Linked DNA regions of Homo sapiens: region 1 is linked to region 2. A link is a loop called in an ENCODE intact Hi-C map of the cell type or tissue named here. Cell type or tissue: heart right ventricle. All regions are shown on one strand. Links, peaks and the distances in the headings refer to the core of each region. The heading gives the core; the rest is flanking DNA.

Region 1 (10,466 bases), core at 1,674-9,673, 130 kb after region 2:
TGCCTGTCAAATTGCTAAGCGCAGCAATGGAATTCTAAACCAGGTGATGTGGCCCTTAACTGGTATTCTATGCTGATACCTGTGGAAGGAGTCCCATATATTCTCCGGGCCATGATTCCTTTTCACTAGGCTTAAATTCTGCAGTAAATCATTATAGCTAATCCCTTGCATATCACCGTTTTTTCTTCCCTACTTGATCTTTCACATCAGCTGACAAATATGTTACTATGTATCCGTTGTTTAAAATATATATATTTATATAAATAAAATAAATAAAATGTATTTGTATAAATAAAATAAATTATATACATATATATACCCTCTTAACTCCATTCCCTTTGCAAATGTTATCCATTTTCTACTAGTCTTTATAATAACATTTCTATGAAGATATTTTCCATACTCATTGTCTCCACTTTATCTGCTTACATTTCCTCTTAAGTCGGCTTCAGGGCTTCATCTCCAGTACCCCATCAAAACTAGTTACTAGTGTCAACACTGGCTTTTGCACTGTTCAATCCAGAGATGAATTTATGAATTCTGAGTTATACTGTTTGACTCATCAGAATCTTTTTTTTTTTTTTTTTTTTTTGGAGACAGAGTCTCACTCTGTTGCCCAGGCTGGAGTGCAGTGGCACAATCTCTGCTCACTGCAAGCTCCACCTCCCAGGTTCACGCCATTCTCCTGCCTCAGCCTCCCGAGTAGCTGGGACTACAGGCGCCCGCCACCATGCCCGGCTAATTTTTTGTATTTTTAGTAGAGATGGGGTTTCACCATGTTAGTCAGGATGGTCTCGATCTCCTGGCCTCGTGATCCACCCGCCTCGGCCTCCCAAAGTGCTGGGATTACAGGTGTGAGCCACCGCGCCTGGCCCAGAATCTTTCATTATTTAAAATATTGTCTTTTTTTTCTATCATATACCTGAAACTTGCTAATAGAGGAGATCTTAAGTGTTCTTGCCATCCCCCACAAAAAAACCAACCATAACTATGTGAGATGATAGATATGTTAATTAGTTTGTTTTTGGCAATTATTCCACAGTGTATATGTATATGAAAATATCAAGTTGTACACAGTAAATATCTAAAATTTTTATTTTCCAAGTATACTTCAGTAAAGCTGGGAAAAAACACATTTAAGAAAAAAACACATTTAAGAAATATATACTCCATATAAACTTCATTACGGCAGGTATAGTTATCTGCTTTGCTCACTACTGTATCTCAGGGCTGAGAAGCCCTAAGATAAGCTCTTATAAAAGGATGAAATATGGAGTATAGGATAAAACATATTAGACTTGAAATTTTCACAGCTGTACATACAAGTCTAGTATAGTTTTCAGGGCTTTATAATTAGGTATTCACTTTTGCTTTTTTGGGAAGGAGACTCAACAGGAGATGAAATGTGTGTTTCCTGTGTTGCATGTTCCTGCACAGGTACTTCGAGGACAGTAGATCTTCCCACCCCTTCTAAATACTCTGTGTGTGTACATTTTTGAGATTACATATTTGGATTTTATGTTTTTTTTAAAAAAAAAGAAATAAAATACTGTCCTTTTTTTTTTTTTTTTTTTTTTTTTTTTACTTTTTGCATTAGAACACTACCCTCACTTGGTTTTCTACTTAATTTTGGGGTAGTTCTATCTCAGTTTATTATCCTAGTTCCTCCTTATCTCCCCAAAATGTAGACAGTGCAATGTTCCAGGGCTCAGTCCTTGGACCCCTTGTCTCTGTACTTACAGTTTTCTATTTATATTTACTCCCTGTGTGGTCTCATCTAGTTTCATATCCTACTAACAACTGTATGCAGATTAGTCTCAAATTTTGTTTTCCACTCGTACCTATCCCCTAAACTGCAAACATATTCATCCAGTTGTTTCTTTTACACTTGGCTGTCTAACATGCATCTCAAACTTAACTGGTTCAAAACACGGTTCTTAGTCTTTTTCCCCCTTAACCCTGTTCCTCTTTCAACTACCCCATAGCATCACCCCCCATCAACCTGCTCTAGCTATAGTTGTCCCACTTCATTATTTGAAGTTCATTATATGAAAACACCATCTTTACTCATCTGGTAGCGTATCACAGATCCCACAGAATATGATTTGCCTCAAAATATTGCCATAAACTTCCCACTTTTCATTAGCCTCCCTACTTCTACCCTGATGCCCTTGGATTGCTGAAAGTTTCTAAATATATCCATGTTTCTATCCTTGCCACTGTAACCTGTTTTCCATGTAGAAATTGGAGTTATCCTTTTAAAACACAGTTAGATCCACTGCTGAACTCCTTCCACTGCCATGCAAATCACTAAGCTTCTATAAGGTTTTGGGTTCCTAAGTAATCTCTTTGATCTGTCCCTTGTGACTCTCTTCCTGGTTTACCCTTTTCCTCCCACACCGACTCTTTTTGCTGTTTCTTGCACAAGTCAAACATGTTCCCACAGTGGAACCTGTGTACCTACTACTCCCTCAGATGAAATACTCTTTTCCCCTATATACATTGCCTGCCTTCTCTGCCCTTTCAAGTCTCTCCTCAAATGCCACCTGCTCAGTGTCACCTTCTCTAGCAAGCCAGTCAAAAATATCAATCCCCCTCAGTTCCAGATGCTCATGATACTCCTTTCTTGCTTTAGTTTTCTCCTCAAGTCTTAGAGTCAGTGAATATATTATATATTTTACAGACTTATCTTTTTAAAATTAATCTGTCTCTCCCTAATAGTATGTAAGATTTATTAGGGCAGAAAGTTTTATATTTTGTTCACAGCTTTACTTCAGAATATAGGATAGTAGATGATTAATAAAGATATGTTGAATAAATGAACTGTACACTATAAAAGTGGATAAGGAAGTAATCATGGAAGTATAAGTAAGGTTAACCTTAAAGGACTGGTAGAGTTCCTCAGACAGAGAAAATAAGAAATACTTTGGGCAAGAGAAAAACATCAGTTGAGGCTTTGGCAGTAAGAATTAGTATGTTATGTCTACCAGAGAGAGATGAAATCAACAGAGTGAAGTTAGAAGGTGTATCTTTTATTTTAAAATATTTATTTATTCACAAACAGGATTGATAAACCTACTACATGTTAGCACAAATAGCACATTTTGTGGGGAGTTATACTGTCTTTTCCAAAATATGCAAAATAATTTAATGAAAAGATTGGCATTGCCTTACAGATTTACAAATCTCTTTAATGCTTAACAATAAAAGGATAGGTGGGTGGTATGTTTAGGCTTTGTGTCCCCACCCAAATCTCATCTTGAATTGTAATCCCCATAATCCACATAATCCCCATGTGTCAAGGGAGAGACCAGGTGGAGGTAACTGAATCATAGAGGTGGTTTCCCCCATGCTGCTCTCTGATAGTGAGTGAGTTCTCATGAGATCTGATGTCTTTACAGGTCTTTGGTACTTCCTCCTGCATTCATTCTCCTTCCTGCTGCCCTGTGAAGAAGGTGCCTTGCTTCACCTTTGCCTTCTACTATGACTGTAAGTTTCCTGAAGCCTCGCCAGACATGCTGAACTGTGAGTCAATTAAACCTCTTTCCTTTATAAAATACCCAGTCTCAGGCAGTTATTTATGGCAGTATACAATTGACTAATAGTGTGCCACTACATTAATTGGTTGAAAAATGTTGTTTTGGTAAAAAAGGAAAAGGTCTTCACACAAAAATGTACTTGGAAAAGAGGATTATTTTAATAGGTTTTTCAGCTAATTGAAACTATTCATTTTTTATGAAGTCAAGCCTTGAATATTTGTAATTTTTTGAAGGTTAGCCGTTACATAGAATCTAAAATATCAATAAGCTTTGATACTCACTTGTTAGATTAAAATTCAATGCTCTATCTTGCAGTGCAAATGGATTTTTGATGCATGCATGAATTTGTAACGTTAGGCATGAATATTTGGAAAATGTGGGTTATGTAGATCTTTCAAATGATAATAGACATTATATGATATTTTAACATCGCATTCCTTAATATCATCGCTGATCCCATCAAGTAAGTTTTCAAGTATTGGCAAGTTGTCACAATCACAGTGGTGGTACCATTGTTCTAGAATTCTAATTTTTGTTAAAAGCTCAGATTTTGTCAATGATTACACATACTCTCAGTTGTTCAAAGTGCAAAGCTAACTTGATTCATTTTTTAGAAAATATCTTCCAAAAATTCAAATCTGAATAACCATAGTTGATCAACCATTTGTTCTTTTAAGTACAAATGATCTTTCTTGGGTGGAAAGAGAGCCCTTAGTTCAGCTTTTAACTCAATCACATAAGTGCTTTTCTTTCAGGCAGCCCTGTTACTCTGGTATGCACTAATACTTCCAATTTCATCACACAAAATTGAAAAAGCACGTACTTAAGGGTAAATTTTAATACAAATAAAATTATTATGTTTCAATCAGGGATATTTTTTATTGAAGCCACCGTGTGGATACCTGGCAGTGAAGAATGTAATGGCTAGCAATATAGTTTTGTGCCACTACTTTGATTCATGCTAAGGTACAAGCCTATCATTACTTTTTTTTACTGTCAATGAAAAATTGTACAGTGTCTCAATAGTGCTAAAAAAATAGCTTTGACTCAGTGACTTCTCTAAAAGGGTCTTTGGAACTGCATAGTTCTGTGAACCACACGTTAAAAACTGCTTTCCTAAGTGTTTCCGAATTTTAGCATAAGTGCGAGACAACATAAATGTAAGAAACTTACAATAATCATAATTACAATAACTAGGTTAATGCAAAAAACAATTGAAAAGTCATATATTCAAGACAAAATTCAATTAAATAGTAAATATTTTCAGATGAAATGCTATAACCTGCATGCAAAGTCTTCTAAACCTTAGCCAAGGTTTAGATGGTTTATAGAGTTATACTCAGTTACTGACAGATCTAAAATGAACTTCTTCCTGTGATGACATACTGTTTTGGCAATAACAGGAGTCTTGACAATTTTTGAATCTGTATGTCTAACCTGGATACTCCTACTCATATCTAGAGTTACATAGCTTTCTGTAGTTATGAGATATACATATATACACATATATACATATATGTATATACATATATATATACACATATATACATATATGTATATACATATATATATATACACATATATGTTTTTGTCTACAGTCCCTGGTTTATAACTTTCATATCACTTGTTATAAACTTTTGTTATAATGGGGGATATTTTAGGCCTTGGAACAGTCCTCAGGAAACAGAATCTGTCCAATCTTCTTCTGCCCTCCTTTTACCTGCCCCAGTCCTCCCCCACCTTTCTGATTGTGGGGCTTAAGACCCTCACCAAAGAGGGCCTTGCCCAATACCCTGGGCGCAATAATGCTGATGTTATAAAGCTTCCATAAAACTCCAACAGGACTTTTATTTATTTCTCTCAAAAGTTTTACCTAAGAATATATCCTGTGTATTGGATTCTGCTATATCTATCAGGAATCCTAAGCACACTGATGGGTAACTAGAAAGATAAATGATAAGAAAATTCACAGGGCTCAAATACTAAGAAAATAGAGAGTACATGTGATTCATACACCATGAAGAACAAGAGCTTTCAACTTGGACACATCTTAGTCTGATACTTATTCTGTCACATAATATAGTAAACCTCTTAGCAATTTAAGCCTTTCTAAGAACTACTTTATTAACTTGTAAAATAGAGCTAATATCTACCAACATAGCTTATTGAATATTAAATAAAATATATATACATATGTTTAAAAATAATATATAACTAATACTGATTATGTATTAATTATGTACTAATCCATATTAATTATATGGTATATGTTATGTTACACCATGTCATATCATATCATACATTATATCATACTATATATTGAAAACTGCCCATCATATTGTATTTATGAAAAGTATGTAAATACTCAAAAATAATCACAATTTTATAGTTGAAATATGCATATGAAATCAGCTACAGTTTGAATGTAGGCTTACTACTATAGATTAGCTAACAACAGAACTAACAGTTTCCAGATCAAATAATGCAAATTATTAATTAAATGTTCAATTACTGATTGTGATAGAAACCACAGCTGAGTAATTATAAGTATTTGTAACATGTAAATAATTTTCAGCATATTTTTTGTTTTTAATACTGACATGGTTTGGCTAGGTCCCCATCCAAATCTCATCTTGAATTGTAGTTCCCATAATCCCCACATGTCATGGGGGACCCAGTGGGAGGTAACTGAATCATGGGGGCAGTTACCTCCATGCTGTTCTTGTGATAGTTAATAAGTCTTATGAGATCTGATGTTTTTATAAAGGGTAGTTCCCCGCACTCACTGTCTTGTCTGCAGCTATGTAAGATGTGCCTTTGCTTGTCATTCATCTTCCACCATGATTGTGAGGCCTCCCCAGCCACGTGGAACTGTGAGTCCATTAAATCTCTTTTTCTTTATAAATTACCCAGTCTTGGGTATTTCTTCATAGCAGTATGAAAATGGACTAATACAAATACTTTAGTTTATACAATCTTTTTGTTTTTGTTTGGTTTGGTTTTGGTTTTGGTTTTAGTGGAAGAGTTAAATAATGGGCAAAGAATGGTTTCTCATATGACATCCTAGAAAAACAAAAGTATAAGGAAAGAACAGTAGAGTGGTAGAAACAGAGAAGGATAGGGATGTGGTTGACTACAGGGTTAGTCTGTTTTTGTTGCTATAAAATTGCTATAAATTACCCATACCTGAGGTTTGTTCCTATAAATTACCCATACCTGGGTGGGGTTGGGTAATTCATAAAAATGATTAATTGGCTTTTAGTTCTAAAGGCTTCACAGGAAGCATTGTGCTGGAACCTGCTCCTGGTGAGGGCTTAAGGAAACTTCTAATCATGGGAGAAGGCAAAGGAGAGCCAACATGTTATATGGCAAGACAGGAAGCAAGAGAGAGGAAGGAGGAGGTGCCAGTCTCCTTTAAACAACTTGCCCTTGTGCACAAAAATACAGAACAAGAACTCCCTCATTACTGTAAGGATGGTACCAAACTGTTCGTGAGGGATTTGCTCCCATGACACAAACGCCTCCCACCAGGACCCATTTCCAACAGAGAGGATCACATTGTAACATGAGATTTGGAGGGGATAAACATCCAAGACATAACAGCTACCAAGAGTCATAGGTGAATTTTGGGGAGTGATGGAACTGTTCTTTAACTTTATTATGGCAGAGGTATCATAACTCTACGTATCTGTTACAACTTGCAGAACTGAAAAAAAAAATGTGTTCCTTGATTTAAAAATCTAAATTGGGCCTCTGAAACATGAAGCAACAATTTATTGAAATGTTTTAAAAGTATTCAAAGTTACTGTGTTACGTAGACTGAAAAATTATGACACTCATTCAAGAATAGCCCATTTGGAAGATTAGTATCGTTTGAACATTGTATTAGTTTGCTAGGGAAGCAATACGAAGCACCCAGAATGAGTGGTTTAAACAGTAGAAACTTATTATCCTGAATTCTGAAGCTTAGAAGTCCGAGATCAAAAGATTGGCAGTTTTCTTTTGAGTCCTCCCTCTTTGGCTGTACATAACTGTCTTCTACTTCTATCTACACATCATCTTCTCTCTGTACTTCTCTGTACAGAGATTTTCTCTCCTTATAAGGACAGTGGTCATATTGGATTCGGGTCTGCACTAAAATCTCATTTTAATTTAATTACTTATTTTAAGACCCTGTAAACCAAAAATAAAATTCTAAGCCCCGATGATATAAATGAAACCCTCCTCTCAGCTAAGGGCATTCAGAAGTTAACCTGTAAAACTAGTTCAGGCTATCATGAGAAGGAGAAGTCCAACATGCCTCATTACCATTAACACCAACACAGACCTTAGGACTGATAGAACAGATTCTTTGAGTCGGGTAAGAGATACTTACAATCTGTTCTCTTTAGAGCCTGTTACCTGGAGGCTTCAACTGTATGATAAAACCTTGGTCTCCACAACCCCTTATCACAACCCAGACATTCTAATGATTCCAGGTCTTCAAATAATAACTCAGCCAATTGCCAATCAGAAAATCTTTGAGGATCATTGGTTTAAAGTAACTTTTGTTTTGGTCTCAGGTTGTTTTATAAGAATAGGGACATATATTTCTCATTGTTTTTAGGAACTGTTGCTCAGACCAAGGAAATAAAACCCAGGACATATTAAGTTAACATTGCGACTCTGATTCTTTATGCAGATTGCACACAAAGGTGTATATTTGTATTTTCATTCATCTTACATATCTTTTCCTCATAGTCAAATAATTAAAGTAATTTTCAGATACAATAATTTTTCTAAGAATGTTTGGCAAGAACTCTGCCAAACAAGTCTATTTAACTACAAATTGTTGCTTTGCTTATCCCTTGATGTAAAACCAATTTCCTTTTGAAGCCCACCAATCTAGGAACTTTTGCATTTAGGTGAGTGCAAAAGTGATTGTGGTTCTTGCATTGTTGGAATTTGCCATTTGAAAATGGAATACTTTCTTAAATAAATGTCGTTATGTTATACATCATTTTAATGAGCATTTCTTCCTTTATGTTTTTCTGCTAATGACTTTTTACTTGCTGTTTGTTTTATGTTTATTTTAGACTATGGAAATGATGTTAGACAAAAAGCAAATTTGAGCAATTTTCTTATTCGAGTCCAAAATGGGTCATAATGTAGTGGAGACAACTTGCAACATCAACAACGCATTTGGCCCAGGAACTGCTAATGAATATACAGGTGCAGTGGTGGTTCAAGAAGTTTTGCAAAGGAGACGAGAACCTTGAAGATGAGGAGCATCACGGCCAGCCATCAGAAGCTAACAATGAATGACCAGCTGAAAGCAATCATTGAAGCGATCTCTTACAACTACACGAGAAGTCGCCAAGGAACTCAATGTCGACCATGGTTATTTGGCATTTGAAACAAATTGGAAAGATGAGAAAGCTTGATAAGTGGGTGCCTCATGATCTGAGCCAAAATAAAAAAAATCAACCTTTCGAAGTGCTGCCTTCTCTTATTCTACACAACAACAAACAGTTTCTCAATTGGATTGTGATGTATGACAACAGGTGGATTTTATATGACAACTGCCGATGACCAGCTCAGCAGTTGGGCTGAGAAGAAGCTCCAAAGCACTTCCCAAAGCCAAATTTGCACAGAAAAAGGTCATGGTTACTGTTGGTGGTCTGCTGCCAGTCTGATCCACTACTGCTTTCTGAATCATGTCTGGCAAAACCATTACATCTGAGAATTATGCTCAGCAAATTGATGAGATGCATTGAAAACTGCAACATCTGCCGTGTCATTGGTCAACAAAAAGGACCCAATTCTTCTATGCGATAACGCCTGACTGCACGTGGCACAACCAACACTTCATAAGTTGAATGAATTGGGCTACGAAGTTTTGCCTTATCCGCCGTATTCACCCAACATCTTGCCAACCAACTACCACTTTTTTATTTTTATTTATTTATTTATTTATTTATTTATTTATTTATTTATTTATTTATTTTGAGACAGTCTCGCTCTGTCACCGAGGCTGGAGTACAGTGGCGCAATCTCGGCTCACTGCAACCTCTGCCTCCTGGGGTTCAAGTGATACTCCTGCCTCAGCCTCCTGCTGACTACCACTTCTTAAAGTATCTTGACAACTTTTTTGGAGGGAAAATGTTTCCACAACCAGCAAGATGCAGAAAATGCTTTCCAAAAGTTTGTCAAATCCTGAAGCACAGATTTTTACTACAAGAATAAACAAACTTATTTCTCATTGGCAAAAATGTGTTGATTGTAATTGTTCCCATTTTGATTAATAAAGATGTGTTTCAGTCTAGTTACAATGACTTAAAAGTCACCGTCCAAAGCTGCAATTACGTTTGCATCAACCTAGTAGAATAATTATACCATAGACAAGATTACAAAGCAAATGAATTATTTCTCTAACTGAATGCAAATTTATTCATGAAGAGAGTAAAGTAACATTTGCACCAGAAAATCATAGCTGAAGCCAGCAATTTTCCAGAGGGAAATTTGTTAATGAACCTTTAGCTATTCAGAGAATAATCTTTTTCAAAGCTTGATAACATCTATAACCCTCTCCCTAAGACAAAATTTACTAAGGTTTTTAAAAAATAAAAAAAGGGTTTTTTTTCTATTTTTATGAACATAATATTACTTAAACCATCATCTAAATTAGGATTTCTCCACTGCAGCATATCACTGTTTTGGACCAGATAATTCTGATTGTTGAAGGTATAAGGTGCATTTCAAGATGTTTTCCAGCATCTTTGGTCTCTGCTAGGTTCTAATAGCAATTACTCAGTCATGACAATCTAAAATATCTCTTGAAATTGCCAAATGTTTCTTGGGAGACAAAATTGCTTCTAATTAAAAAATACTAACCTAAATATATGTCTACCCTCTTCTGCTCACATTGTACTAAAGGTACTTATTTTC
Region 2 (10,466 bases), core at 1,622-9,621:
ACTGCATAATTTATTGGTTTGGAGTTGTAGTTGTACTACTCTATACTGATAATTGAATAAATGCTCCAGATTCTCTTTTCATAATCTAAATGTTATTTGCCATTTTCTTCATACAATAAGCTGAGAAATATAAGAGGAAAAAATGCCTTATTTGAAAGTCTAAGAATTTTTACTAATATTTAAGGTTAGCGAATATTAACCTAGGTTTCTTAACAATGTTGGTCCTAATTAGATATGGCATTGAAAAACAAAATAAGTAATCTTTTAAACTTAACAGTATGAGGATACTGTGAAAGTCACTCTCTTTTTAAAAGTATAGACACTCTAAACCTTTGATTTCAAATATACAGAGCAGAAACAAAAGCCTCACCCAAGTAACTGTCCTCTGAAGCATTAGGAACATTTCCTACTTCAACACAAATCCTTAGCTTTAAGAGATTTTCTTCTATAGATTTACAACACTTCTCCCTCGAATGCGTATTTGGGAACATGGACTAACTCCATTTTTTTTTTGTTTTGTGTTCATGTGCAGATAAATAATTCATTGTAGCTACTACAATTCCTCTGAAAGTCCCTAGAAATTATATAACAGTGCAAGTATGATATAAAATATAAAAGACAGTAAGTGATGAGTATTGTTACTTTTACAACCTACTGGATCTCCTTATCTGTGTCTTAGTTTACACAGCTGAACACTATGATCTGTCTTCACGGTTTACAGCTCTAGAAAGTGGCTGCTTACTGAAGATATTCTGAAAAAAATGCTGTTTTTTCCTACTTTAAGAAAACTTTATATTTTTCTTTTTCTGATTTTTAAAATAATAAAATATAGCTGTTCTTGAATATTTATTGTTCCTCAATCTATCTTAGTTGCTGGCAATTTGTTTTCAGTGATAACATTTCTCTTACTATTCCATAATTTTCGAGAGAGAGAGAGACATATATATGTACATACAAAATGTACATATTCAGAAAAATATGCATATTTTACCCCCAATTTTTAGTGTTGCCTTTTTTTGTACCCAAGGCAATCTTCTGCAATGGAATTTAATTTTTAAATTATTTTTCTAGTGGAGGACATGCTATTGTTACAAAATACTGAATTTGATTAACATTAGTGGTATACTGAAAAATAGATTTAAATTGAACAGAATCAATGTCCTAAAGATTGAAATATGTCTTAACATCTAGGGACATTAAGAAACATATTCACCGTCACTCCATATAATTGAAGACATCAGTGTCTTTTTATTCAATGTAGAAATTATTATATTTTCCTTTGTAGTTCTTCATTTCATTTAGTCCTACTCTAAGCAAAAATAAAAGCACACTGTGAAAACACTTTAAAACATATAGCATTGTTATGGGTTGAACTGTGTCCGCCCAAATTCATATATTGAAGTCCTCACTCCTTTGTACCTCACAATGGTACTTAGAGTCTTTATAGAGGTTATCAAGTTAAAATAAGGTCATTAAGGTGTCCCCTAATACAATATGATTGATATCTATTTAAAAAGGGAAAATTTGGACACAGAGATGTATACAGAAAAAAAATGTGAAGACGCTGAGAGAAGACATCCATGTATAAGCCAAGAAAAGAGCAGTTTAACAGATACCTCCCTCACAGCCCTCAGAAGAAACTGACCCTGCCTTTACCTTTTCTCTGGCTCCTAATCTTCAGAACTATGAAAAAGTACATTTCTCTTGGTTAAGTCATCCAAGTTGTGGAACTTTGCTAAAGCAGCTCTAACAAACTAATGCAAGTTCTTTAAAATTGTATTATCTTGTGCTTATTAATATCATCTGGTTCTTCACGGTAACAGCAACTTTTGAAATCAACAGCTCCAGGAGACCATACCGGCATTGTCCAATGAGACATAGTCCTCCCTTCTACCTGGATTATTACTTATTGATCATGTCCTACACTCCGTTTGCCCTCATGGGCTTTGATTCCTTAATGTAGAAATTGTATACATAGCCTAGTGATTAAGAGATTTGGGGCCAGACTTTCTGAGTTGAAATACTGACTGCTTTATTTGCTAGCTATGAGTTTTTATGCAATTTACTTTGTCTATGTGCTTTACTAGCTGCAAAATTTGTGAGGCCTACTGCAATAGGATGATGTGGGTTACCTCATAAGAAATGCAGGAAAAAAGTGACATTAAATGTAACTAAAAATTAAACAGTTTTTAAAAATTTATTAATTATAAAATGTAATAGAGAACCATGATACATGAATAAAAACATAAATTTACAAACGAAAAACATTTTGGTGTCATAAATTTATGTAATATAACAAATAGTGAAAGATAAACAAAATATTGAAAAACAGATTTAAATTGAACAGAATCAAAGTTTTAAAGATTGAGATTTGTCTTTGTATCTAGGGATATCAGGGAACATATTCACTCACCAGGATTCTATATCATTGAAAATGTCAATATCTTTTAATACTTTATTAATGTGGTATCTTGATTAATCATAAGATTTTTCTGGATCACTTCTGCAAATTTGTTTATTAAGTCATCAAAACTTATACTTAAATTTTCTAAAAATATGTGTGAAAGTGACATCAATTGCTCTTGAGAAATGCAACGCCACAAATAATTTTCTATTTTGAGAAGAATATTTTTGGTAAACTACTAAAGCTATGTAGAGTATTTATGACTCAATACAAATCTATTTTATGTATTCTGAGTTTAGTTTTAAATTTAAACTTACACAATATTATTTTAACACTTCTTCAGAAATTCCCTGTAACTTGTAGAATCAATTTAAGAAACTAAAAATGGATTCATTATATATATATATATATATAAAGTTCAAAATGCCTGGTAATGCATTTTATCTTCGTATCTTCAATTAGGAGAGAAAATTTAATTTTAGAGTTGCTTTTCTTATTAATTTTAAAGTTATCTTTATTCCAAAAAGATAGTGGACATGCAAACTATTTTTCCTTTAGGAGAGTATGAGAGGAAAAAGCAGCTGACAAACATACTAAGAAGAAAACATCTGAAATTTTAATGAATTTTTAAAGATTAAATGTAAGTTATCCTGAGAATTTAGTTTATTTGAAGATTCATATGGAAATCATGTTCTTTTCTGTTCAATATGGTGATCTTTAAATTTAATTTTTATTTTTAAGACTGTTGATATCTGCTTTCCAATATTGCAGCAGTTTTCAAAACTGGATATTCCAAACACTTTGAAGAATTTTAGCCACTTCCTGGTACGTTTTATTACAACATTTATGTGTAAGTTTTATTTTTTAATTATTTGCTGACATAGTATATTGCCTGTGCATTAACAGTTCTTGTCCAGCCCTCGGTTTAGAGAGTTAATATTTGTGCACAAGCCACAAGGATGGGCTCTGGGGATGGACGATCCAGCCATACTCTCTCCATGGAGCCTAGTGCTGCTGATATATGGAGCCTCACTTCTCTCTTGTGGCTAGAACCACTACTGCCATCTCTACTGCATCTCACCATGGCTCCTAATCTGGACCCAGGTGCCACCTGGTTTTCTTGGGACCCCAGAATACCCCCTGAACTGGCTGAAGCCTATACCTGTGTGATGGGGCACCAGGCCAATTGCTTAAAGCCTAAGGCTCAAAATCCTGAGCCTGCACTTGCATGGACATCCTGAGGCCAATCTCCACCACTTACTGGCTTGCTCTATATCTCATAGACTTTACTTGTAATTCAAAAATAAAAGTATTAGGAATTTCTAGGTGGCAATAGCAGATTCTTTTTAAAAAATGTATTATTGATATTTCTTCTTTTAAAACTCATACTTTAAGTTCAAGGGTACAAGTGCAGTTTTGCTACATAGGTAAATTTGTGTTGTGGGAGTTTAAAACTAAGTGTGGGGCCCTTCTCAGAGTAATGCCCTATACTTTTTACTGTAGAGGTCACATGCCTATATACCTTGCCCTGCCCTGTCTGTGTTTGCTTACTGAACTTAAGGTTAGAATGATAATGCCTACGTTATAAAGTTGGTGATGATGCTAAATGAGATTGTAAATATGAAGCGTTTATAACAGAGTAGACCACATTTATAGCAAGCTCTCTGTAAATATAAGCTCTATTATTATTACAATAATGTGTGAGACACAGTCACTGCTTCAGACGTGTTTGTAATCTAGTTAGAGAGACAGACATGTGGACAATCCACTACAACAATATAATAAATAAATATCACTAGGCATTGGGAATATAAAAATGCCTTGTCTACAAGAGATCTATGGAAGTGAAACTGACATTTATATAATTATTGTTTAATATGATTAGTGTGAGCTCTACTTCCACTTAGGATGTAGAAAATCTCAAGACACAGGACAATGTCACTACTACTCTAATATCAAAAAAAGAAAATAGAAGAAAGGAAAAAGAGAAAGTATAATCTAAGAAATTATAACTTTTCTGAGCTCATCAGAGAATTGAGGTTGAAAGACAACTAGGTGAACTGAATTCCAAAAGGGTGACAGTCCCCTCCAAAAAGATGGTGTACATGCCAACTATTTTTCCTTTAGCAGAGTGTGAGAGGAAGAAGCAGCTGACATAAACATGCTAAGAGGGAAACGTCTAAAATGTTAATGAATTTTTGAAGATTAAATTTGGGAAATCATGAGAATTTAGAATTTCTCGAAACTTCAAACATGAGGTACCTCAGCACTTTCTTACCAGCCTTTTAACATGGGCCTCCACTGGGTGCATGTGAGAAAGACTGGGATCAGAGAAAAGAACCTGACAAGCTCCACCCCCTGTGTCAGTGGTGCAGGTATGCAAATGAGACTACAGTATTCAAATGGTGCTGCTGGAGAACAGACATGAAATCCAGACTCTAGGCAGAGGCAAGAATGCTCAGGGTTTTATATTTTTGCAGTAATACAAAGCAAAGCTACTGGGGACAGACAGGAAATGCACTCTTGGCCTAGACCCTCCTCATCCTTACAAGGCAGAGTTCTGGTCGGCAGGGGATTGGGAAGGGTGAGTTGCTGGGAGATATAAGGAATGCTCAGAAAGCCCCATCCTGGAAGGGTAAGTGTACAGGGCTTACCTAAGACTGAGGCTGGAATAAGAGAACTGAGAAATTTCCCGGCTCCTACCATAAGGCCTGCATGAAATAATAAGCAACAGCAGTAAACTGCTGAGATAACACTAGGAACATGGACAAAGACCCTTTCTGAGTCGTCCCTATGCAGGGCTGCTCAAAGCAACCATGCTGAGAAAAGCCTTCCAACACTCTAGATGTTATACAAAGCACAAGATAGCAGTAGTCCTCAACATAAGGACCCAGGATCATCTCCACTGATATTTAGGCCATAGCAGAAAAGTGCCACGAGATGGCACCAAACCTCAAACACTTCCTGAACAGGTCTGGATTACATAGCTGTACTCCTGGACCACCCATTTTTCTAGATGTATAGTCTAGTCCTAGTCATTGAATGTTTCTTGTCTGTCATTACAACCGTGCATTTAATATTAATGTTTTGCCTTTATTATTACTGGCCATTGTGACATAGAATATCTGTGTTTTTTTTTTAATTTGAGTTTTCTAAAACTATGTATTACAAAAGTGGTATGACTTGAGGAATGTTTTATATATGCAATTGGGTTGGAAGAAGTGATCAAACATGCACACAAACAGAGAGAGAAAGAGAGAAAGGGAGAACTCTAAGATGAAATGAAATAAATGTCCTAGTTGAATTTGTCAAATATATATATATATATATATATATATATATATATATATATATATGTGGCAAATACAGTGGCACACAGGAAATGAGATCATATGTCATGTTTTAGTGTAGTTTCTCATGATCCTCAAGAGTCCTCATGGGACATTAAGCTGTCACTAACATATTTGCAGGATCTGGAAAATGGAATTCTTGCTATATCATGGACATCAAGTAAGGATGGCTATTAACTCTCTAATGCAGAACTACATTTTTAAATTTGCATTTACTTTTAACATTTTTATGCATTAATGATCTTGCCTAAATCAATGATTACTTTGGAGATTATAAAATGGTGATTTGTTACTTCTAGGTTTACGCTGTTTCATTTTATCTCATTTTATTTTGATTCCAAGAGAGAAAAAAAATAATAAATGTGCATCATCAACCCACTGGTTTAGCCTGATAACATATCGGTTTAAAAGTCATTAAAAGGGGCCAGGTGCGGTGGCTCACACCTTTAATCCCAGCACTTTGGGAGGCCAATGTGGGCAGATCACTTGAGGTCAGGAGTTCGAGACCAGCCTGGCCAACATGGTATAACTCTGTCTCTACTAAAAATACAAAAAAATTAGCTGGATGGGGTGGCAGGTGCCTGTAAACTCAGCTACTCAGGAGGCTGAGGTGGGAGGTTCTCTTGAACCTGGGACTTGGAGGTTGCAGTGAGTCAAGATCACACCACTGAACTCTGGCCTGGGTGACAAACTGAGACTCCATCTCAAAAAAACAAAAGCAAAACAAACAAACAAAAAACTCAAAAGTCATTACAAGAAGAAATAAGAGATATTTTAGAAGAAAGATATAAAAAAGGCCTTTCCTAATATATATTTGATGATTTTCCAAGAGGCAAGAGTTCAGCTTACTTGTTCTCCTCATTATGTGGTTGGAGGTTGGGTGTATTAGATAAACCAAGGCAGGCATATTTTTAATTTATCACATTTCTTATCTTGGTCTCCGGGCTCTATATCACTTTATCCTCACTTGATCTCACAAAGTCTTCTATAATTCTCTCCTGTGATCCATACAGTACAGGTGCATTTGCCCCTTCTTATTCCTCAGACATATGCCACTTTGCCAGATTGTCATATAGCTTCCTTCTTCTTGTCTTTCATTTCTTGGATTCAGTGTCCTGTCCCTAGACTGTCCTTTTCAGACCATTCAATATAGAGTATCTGCTGCCTGCTCTGTGTTACAGGAGCCTCCTTAAAATCCATGCTAGCATTTGTGATATCTGTTTTTTGTTTTTTTCTTTTTTGGTCCTTTCCTGTCTTCCCCTACTAGAATGTCAGTTCCAGAATAGCAGGTGTCTTGGCAATCTATCCGTTTCTTACTATATCCCACCACCTAGAGTAGGATTGTAAACAGTGTTTTTTGTTTTTTTTTTAATATAAAAGCACCTTTGTTTATTCACTTCTTAAACTTTTACCTTTTCACTTTCTTATTATTAGGTATAAAATATGGATTTACATGTAAAAAAAATATTTAATGGCCCAGGAGTCCTGCTTCTTTTAGTGGCAATTGTAATTCGGTTCAACCCTCTCAGTAAGGTAGATTAAGAAAGTGTGTATCTGCGTATGTGTCTGTGCATGTGCACACATGTGCATTTGGAGTGCTAGGAAGACAATTATAGGACCAAATTCCAAAATAAAAGAAAATGAAACTTAGAGAAACATGAACCTGGTATTTAGCTCAATTTTTTCCTTTAGGAGTATCTGCCAATTCAGGAAGAAGTGGTTGGTGAGATCAAGAAGTTGTTGAGAGTTTTTGGAAAATTCATAGAAATGAAAATAAAAATTGGGTTCAAATTTTGCTAAGAGACATTGGTAATTCACCAACAGTTTTAATTAGGATTCTGATGATCTACACCCCTCAAATAAGGGGAAAATATATTTGCAACTTCTAATTTAAATTCTTGATAATATGAAGGTCACTCTGGTCTATTGATAGCCCTAGACACTTGCATAAAGAAAAATCAACCTACTCTAGAGGATAAGAAAATTATCCTGGACCTTAAATCCTTTTTGCATATTTTTATATTGAACCTTGCAAACAATGAAGAGCAACTGGGCAAATGAATAAACAGATGATGTAGCAGAAAAGAAGAGAACTAGAGAAATAATAAATAATAGTAAATAAGAATCAAGACAGGCCAGGCACTGTGGCTCATGCCTGTAATCCCAGCACTTTGGGAGGCTGAGGTGGGAGGATAACCTGAGATCAGGAGTTCGAGATCAGCCTGGCCAACATAGCAAAACCCCGTCTTTACTAGAAATACAAAAAAATTAACCAGGCATGGTGGTGTGTGCCTGTAATCCCAGCTACCTGGGAGGTGGAGGTTACAGTGAGCCGAGATCACGCCATTGCACTCCAGCCTGGGCAACAAGAGTGAAATTTCGTCCCCCCAAAATAAGTAAATGAATAAATAAAAAAGACCTACTGCAATGGTTTCTAGTAAGCAATGCAATGCATACATTGAAAGCTGAATAATCGCTTTCAGTGCATGCATTGATTTCCAAAAAGAGTAAGTCATAATTTCTTACTCTCCTCCCTCCCCCAGCCCATTTCACCTTTTCTCTATGAAAGGCAACCTCCTTGTTCCAGGGCTTATCCTAAGGTATCATTGTGCTCTTTGTCTCCTTTCTTTCTGTCATACTCTACACATGATTGGTTAGGAAATATTTACTTTTATTCCAAAATATAGACAAATACAGTTGCTAATAATTTCTCATCACATCCACAGCTACCACCTTGCTTCCCTATCTTACTGAATGCTTGTAGCCTCTGCTTACAGTCTTAACACAGCAGTCAGTATAGTCCTATTAAAGCATAAATAAAACCAGATTGCTGTTTGCTCAAAATTTTGCAATAGCCACCCTTACACTCAGACTAAAAGTAAAATCCATAAAATGGCTTACAATGCTCTAAGCCTTTCCAAATCCATGTCATGGCCTTAGAGACAGCTGTATGTCTGTATCATGTATTTATCTTACCCCAAATCTTCTATAATAGTGTGTATCATAGGATGTCAATTAACTACAACTCTGCATTTTCCTATAATATACATGTTTACAGTGAGCAGAGAAGTGTTTTGTTGACACTGAAAAAACTGCAATGAAAACTATATACTGGAAGGTTATATCAATCCTTTTTAAAAACCTTATGATTTTGGTAGCAGAATGATGTTTCAGTTGTCATCAATGAAGAAATTTTTCAGGGAATAGTGGGAAGGGGGGATGGTTACTAGGGGTAGTATGAGGAAGATCTTTGTAGTGCTAGAACAGTTTTTTTTTTTTTTTTTGGAGACGGAGTTTCGCTCTGTCGCCCAGGCTAGGGTGCAGTGGCACAATCTTGGCTCACTGCAAGCTCTGCCTCCCGGGTTCACGCCATTCTCTTGCCTTGGCCTCCCGAGTAGCTGGGACTACAGGTGCCCGCCACCACACCCGGCTAATTTTTTTTCTTTTTTTATATTTTTAGTAGAGACGGAGTTTCAGGGTTTCACCATCATGGTCTCGATCTCCCGACCTCTTGATCCGCCTGCCTCGGCCTTCCAAAGTGCTGGGATTACAGGCGTGAGCCACTGTGCCCAGCCGAACAGTTTTTAATTTTGATTATGTTATACAAATCTTCACATGTAATAGAATTGCAAGAACTAAATACACAATACACACACACATGAATAAGTGCATGTAAAACTAGTGAATCTGAAGAAACTGTGTATGTCTTACCTTGATTGATGGGCATCAATTTCTGTTTTAAACAACTAATAGTTTGCTTTCATCATTTTTGCTTTCATATAGTATTTTCTGATTATATAAATCTCCCTTTGAGCACCAGACAGCTATTTTATTAACCAATTTTAATCTCCTGATAGTCTAAAGATAAAAATAATTGTATATACACAGCTCTTAACTTTTTTTTTTTTTTTGCTTTTGAGTAATGTTTCATGATTAAAGCAATTCCTCATTGGACTCCAGAGAATTCTTTTATTGATCTATTTCAATCTAATGGTGGTTTAAAGATAAATAAGCTTGACTATAAAAAACTGTTTTGGAGCAGAGAAGCTAGAAACTAGAGCACAGCCCTGATTGTCATATAGTTCTAAAGACTTGTTTATCACACTATGTTTAGAGGTACATTTCAATTAAAGATTGTCAAATTTTGGAAGTTGAGCTTTTCCTAAAACATAGGTTCCCCAGAGCTTTCAGGGATCTATTTTGTTGTTGTTGTTGTTGTTTGTTTCTTTTCTTTTTCTACATAAATGCAAGGTATAACTACTTTTTAACTATAATTAATTTTCTTCAATCAAATTAGATTATGTAATTAAACTAAAATTAAAATAATGAAATAGAAGGTAAGACAATGCTATATGACTGTTTATTTTAAACCTTGTTTTAGCAAGATGAGTAATACATTAATAAATCCAACAACCTTGGTTGCTGTCACCGTGACCTGGACCCTCCTAGTCCACATCCTGAATCAGGATCTTGGACGTCACCCACAGTGGAAGCTGTGCCATGTGAGTGGAAAAAATGGAAACCACATTTTGATATTCAGTTCTGAGGAGGAAACTCTTTTGTCAAAAACAATTTGTTTCACAATTTTAATTTCAATTATCTACAGCCTGATAGCTAAAATGTGCTTTCCTTTTGTTTTGATTTGCTGAGGAAGCACAGATCAATCTACATGGCCACATGCACACAGCTGCCAAAACCGTTCCTTATAAAAA

The links. Hi-C counts contacts between places; a loop is a spot of excess contacts. Peaks named below come from ENCODE experiments on the same cell type or tissue, not always from the same donor. Only the 100,000 strongest peaks of a DNase experiment are listed, where the experiment ranks them.
Region 1: it touches region 2 in a loop (2.1-fold over the local background); 2 of 110 quality-filtered maps call a loop at or near these places.

The regions. Positions count from the first base shown.
Region 1 is chr12:85,699,480-85,709,945 of GRCh38, forward strand. LOC124903073 (a long non-coding RNA gene) reads left to right here and starts at 6,486. Exons shown (of 2, transcript XR_007063576.1): 1 at 6,486-7,158; 2 at 8,615-10,466. In heart right ventricle, for the core only: no CTCF peak of the experiment used is centred there; no DNase peak of the experiment used is centred there.
Region 2 is chr12:85,570,548-85,581,013 of GRCh38, forward strand. No RefSeq gene overlaps it. Among named protein-coding and RNA genes, the nearest start is that of LINC02820, 260 kb to the left of the region's middle. In heart right ventricle, for the core only: CTCF peaks have their summits at 5,341 (motif pointing right) and 5,541; a DNase peak (open chromatin) is centred at 5,314; H3K27ac peaks cover 215 bases.